Regions from separate parts of the Mus musculus genome. Here region 1 is linked to region 2. A link is a loop called in an ENCODE intact Hi-C map of the cell type or tissue named here. Cell type or tissue: left cerebral cortex. All regions are shown on one strand. Region 1 has its middle 19 kb from the start of Vegfa. Region 2 has its middle 24 kb from the start of Gm35692.

What was found. A loop is a pair of places that touch in the nucleus more often than their neighbours do. Peaks named below come from ENCODE experiments on the same cell type or tissue, not always from the same donor. Only the 100,000 strongest peaks of a DNase experiment are listed, where the experiment ranks them.
Region 1: it touches region 2 in a loop (1.9-fold over the local background); 3 of 42 quality-filtered maps call a loop at or near these places.

Annotation. Positions count from the first base shown.
Region 1 is chr17:46,012,471-46,014,970 of GRCm38, reverse strand. No RefSeq gene overlaps it. Among named protein-coding and RNA genes, the nearest start is that of Vegfa, 19 kb to the left of the region's middle. In left cerebral cortex, no CTCF peak of the experiment used is centred here; a DNase peak (open chromatin) is centred at 1,103.
Region 2 is chr17:45,851,410-45,853,909 of GRCm38, reverse strand. No RefSeq gene overlaps it. Among named protein-coding and RNA genes, the nearest start is that of Gm35692, 24 kb to the right of the region's middle. In left cerebral cortex, no CTCF peak of the experiment used is centred here; no DNase peak of the experiment used is centred here.

The DNA.
Region 1 (2,500 bases), 160 kb before region 2:
AGAAGCCAGATTTTAAAAGAAACAGGTAAAATGCATATTCACTTTATGCGTTATTTAGCCTCACGTATGTGAAATGTCACCTAAACCTTTTGTTAAAATGGAAATTATTAGTGAGAAATTATTAGGGCCACAATTTTTTTTTTTTGAGACAAGGTCTCATTGCTGCTCCAGTTAGCCTAGAACTCACTCTGAAGACCAGGCTAGATTTGAACTCACAGAGATCTGCCTGCCTCTGCCTGCTGAGTGGTGGGATCAAAAGCTTTATGGCACCACACTTGGTCTTGGTATGTATTTTGTTGTTGTTGGTGTGTTTTTGTTTTTGTTTTGTTTGTTTGTTTGTTTGTTTACTTCTTGTTGGCTATTTTTAGAGAGAGAGTTCATATGTAGCTTTGTCTGTCCTGGAACTCACTATGTAGACCGGGTTGGCCTTGAACTCATAAAGATTCATCTACCTCTGTCTCCCAAGCACTGGATTAAAGGCGTGGGCCATCATGCCTGGCTGCCTCAGTATGCAGTTCATACTTATCACATGTCAGAATTAGTAGTGACCACATCTTAGGAGCTTGATATACATTCATGCCTGGGTCGTCTTTTCTTTGCCAACACACACACACACACACACACACACACACACACACACACACACACAGACACAGACACAGACACAGACACAGACACACACACACACACACACACACACACACACACACACACACACACAGGTTTGAAAGTGGAGTCTTCATCTCAAGACTGTGGCAGTGAGGTGTCTGTAGAGTCCCAGGAGAGGTCCATGAGGACTGGCTGGATAGGTGGGGGTCTAGCAGGGGTAGTAGGGACTGGAAGCGATGGTCTCTTCCCTGAGGCCATATTGTCTCCTTTAACCGCCCTAGTGATAGAGCTTGTTACTAATTGCTTAGCAGAGGAGAGACTTGGGGCCCAGAGAAGGTAAATAGTTTGCCTGAATTTCTACACAGCCTGTAAACAGCCTGGTGAGAATTTAAGCCAGTTTTCTTGACTCCGACTCAAGTGCTCTTCCCACCCACCACAGCTGCCCCGGGCTAGGGCAGGACACCAACAAATAAAATCGAGGCGTCTAGACTGAATACAAACAGGCCGGGGAAAGTGGGACAGGGGAAGGATGTAGAGGTAGCCAAACCCAGGGCCCAAATCCAACTTCCCTATGCACGGTAAGGCTAGTCGAGCAACGTCTCCAGGGGCTGGGGCTCGTCAGTTGAAGATCGGAAACCTAAGCACGCAAGAGGTTGCAACACGCGGCCTTGGACAAGAGGAACAGTCTTGAAATAGACGATGGAGAAAAAATAAAATGCTTTCTCCTGTCTGTATGTGCAGGATCCCGTGGGGCCCACAGATCGAGGCTAAGACCTACCCTACCCTGGACTCTGTCTCTATGTTTTCTTCTTTTTTTTTCCCCCCAAAAGGCTCTTAAACAGTCACGGCTCACAAAAGCCTCCAGACTCCAAAGTTTAGTTCACTGGTTCTCAACCTCCCCAATGCTTCAGCTCTTTAATATGGTTCCTCATGTTGTGGTGACCTCCAACCATAAAATTATTTCACTGCTACTTCCTATCTGTAACTTTGCTATAGTTATGAATCGCAATGTAGGATAAATATCTGGTGTGCAGGACATCTGATACGGGACCACAAGGAGATTGTGACCCATAGGTTGAAAGCCAGTGCTTTAGAGTCTTTTCCTTCTTCAAGAAGCCACTGGGTCCACTCATTTTCTTCTCACAGCTTCTCCCATAAGATGGGTGGTTGACTCCAGCAGTAACAGGTGACCCTGGGCACACACCACCTATTAGGATTGTCATGGTGACATATCTGGAATTCTTCCTTTCGCTTCATGTTGTGGCTCTTAACACCAGCCAGTCAACCTTACTCTTTCCATCTGTGATGGCTTCCAGGGGAAGAATGTTAACATCAGAAGGAAAAGTTTAGCATTTCCGGGACTCGGTTTCCGCAGCCATCATGCTGTCTGATTTCACTCTCTTGGAAGGGAGTTCAACTCCCCTGCCAGGAGACAGGAGAGGGAGAAGGAAGGGGAGAAAGGGTTACAGACCTCCAGTGCTCCTACCTCCCCAAGCAGAGGGCCCAGACGTAAGTGAATTTACTGGGGTTCTTTAGTCCCAGGGAACCAGTCTAGTAAAGCTACTGTCTGCCCAAAACTACAGTGGCAAGCTAAGTTAGGGGCTGCAGGGAGCACACGGTGTTGCTCATGTTTCTTGAATGAAGAGTGTAATGGCTCTAGTGATGTCTATCCAAAAGAACACGGGTCTCACCTACAGGCCGAGGATGAGAAGAGCCAGGGAGAAAAGACCGAGCAAGCTTCAGGAAGAGGCTGCGGATCTTTCCTATCCATACTCCAGCACTTTGAGGGCTGGCCAAGTGTGCTGTGCCTTGGTACTGAAAGAGAACTCATGGGATCTAGCAGCCTTTGCTTATGCTAGCCGAAAGATGAAGGCTAAGCAAAGCAACCCTC
Region 2 (2,500 bases):
GTATCAACGTATAAATTCTAAAACAGATAGTTAACATGAACCCTCATATTCAGAGGAGATATGTGTTTTAAGAGACACTTCAAACATATAGAAGGGAGTCTAGGTCTGGTTTTAGGAGGGGAAGGAACTATAAAAGTGGGGAGGAGAGATGGGGCTGGGGAGATGGCTCAGTGTGTGAAGTTCTCACCACACAAACACGTGGACCGCTGCTGCTTGCCCTTGCCAGCCCCCCCCCCCAGGCTCTCCAATTCACACAGCACCCAGTGACTCTCTGTACCCCCAGACTGCCAGGCTTGCCTAGTTCCCTCTCCCACACCGTCCCTAGTAGAGCCAAACTGTCCCCCAAGTTTGAATCCAACTACCAGGGTTCTCTCCAAACATGGCTACCCCTATCTGGGCATAGCCTAGCCAGTTAGCATAAGACTAGACGCGTGCCTCCCCCAGCCAGAGGCTCAGGCTTCTGTCAGTAAAACCTTACAGGGCAGAGTTTGTTACTTTCAAATCTGAGTGATCAGCTACATTTCCTAATCTATTTGATTTTTATTTTTTAAGTAGGACTACGGTGCAGGATGCTCTAGCTATACGGGGTGGGGTGGGGGCATATGTATATGACTCAAAAGACGGATCAAAGACATGAGCAGTACCTTGGTCTCCCATTGTCTGGATAGGGACATAAACCTGCTAGTATTTCATAGAAGCTGATCTGTGCTGTCAGATACGGGGCCACACATCCTACTTTGTTGCTTAAGGAAATGTGAGGGAGAATGTCCTCACAGCCTTGTTCCTTATAGGAATCCCATATCTTCCTACTGTGGAGATTTCCTAAGTGTTTAACCTGCTCCCTATTCCCAGTGAACAGTCAGATTTCTTTTTCCCATAAGCCAGGAACGTCCTAAGTCCCAGGACTCAGAGTCTGTTGATCTCTTGTCACCCAGGAGCTAGGTTTCTCATACATGCCACGGTTACTGCCTCCTGTTGCTTTTGTTCATTATTTCGGGCACACTGGCCTTGCCTGGAGACCATTGTGCTCCTGTTCCTGTCAGGGGTGGGTCACCAGCAAACAGGGAGGAAGCCCCTGCCTCTCCATTCAAATCATTGATAAAAATCTCAGGCGATATAGGGACTAATGACAGGTCCCCAGGGGGGCCAGCCCTAGAGAATTCCAGCTCTCCATCATTACCTGTCACCAGGGGGCTGATGCAGGAGCCAGTCCCACTACATTATCCTTGACTCTGCTGAGTCCAAACCGCAACTTGCAGCATGGAGGAGAAGGAGGAACACGGTCTGCTGCTGACTCACTATTTGATATTAGTGGCGTCATCTAGAAGGTCTGAAGAGGAAAGCCCTAGCCTCATGGACAGCAAAGCTGGATTCAGCTGCCCATGGCTAGTTGCTGCTCCAAGGCAAATCACCTCCAGGGCAGAGATTTCCTGTGTGCACCAGAAATGATGCCTCAGAGAGGATCCAGTTCATTTTTTCTAAAACTGACCTTGGATCGGACTCTCTCTCTCTCTCTCTCTCTCTCTCTCTCTCTCTCTCTCTCCCTCCCTCCCTCCCCTTCTCTCCCCCCTCCCTCCCCCACCTTGCTTTCTCCTCCATCTGAGACGACTAAGGCAAGAACGTCATTCCGTTCTTTATCCTTGAAATCCCAATCTCTGTTGCATCAGCCACACTGTGGGCTGGACCAGCCATGCACCAGCATTTGGCAAAGACTTTGCCAGATTTTCCACGATCACTTTCAGTGTGGGACCTGAATGAGCTCTCCTGTGCCACCCACTTGGCTGGCCATGACAAGCCATTCATTCCCCCATTGCCCGGTGTCCTGACCCTCTTGGTTTTTCTTAACTTTGAAAGCTCAAAACTACGCCCCCTCCCCTTCCCTGTATAACTGCCTCCCTGGAGGCCCGGATGGCAACTGCTGGGGCTCACATCCCTCAGCACATTGCTCCTAAGACCGATGTCACCCCAACTGCTGCTGCACAGGCAAGGACCCCAGTCAGCTTTTTATCTTAACTACTAATCCCATGTTGTGGTCACAGCTGGGGTATTGCTTTTCTTCTTAAGTGTGTAAAAAAAAAAATAGGAATGGGAACCCTTGAGAGAGCTAGGAGGGGCCCAGATCTCTGACCACCTGCCTAGGTCCTCTCTACAGTCCCACAGGCCACCCCTCTACACAGTGACCTCCACTCCCTTGCCGTCCTGCCTGATCAGCTTCTAGACGGAACTGATAGTAGGAAGAGCTATACCTACCTGGTCAGGAGACGCTCTTCAGTGTGCTTTTTCCTGGGGAATCAGAAGGGTACAGGATGGGCTAGAAAGCCGGGTCTTTGGACAGAGGAAAGTGGGCACCCTCCAACCACAGTATGACCGATCGCACAGAGTGTACAGAGCACATGCAGAGGAGAGGGGAGAGGAGACTGCAGGGGTGGGTGGAACGGCCCACTTTCTCCCAGCCACTCTCCAGGTAGGAGAGCTACATGAGGCCAGAGAGAAGAGTTGA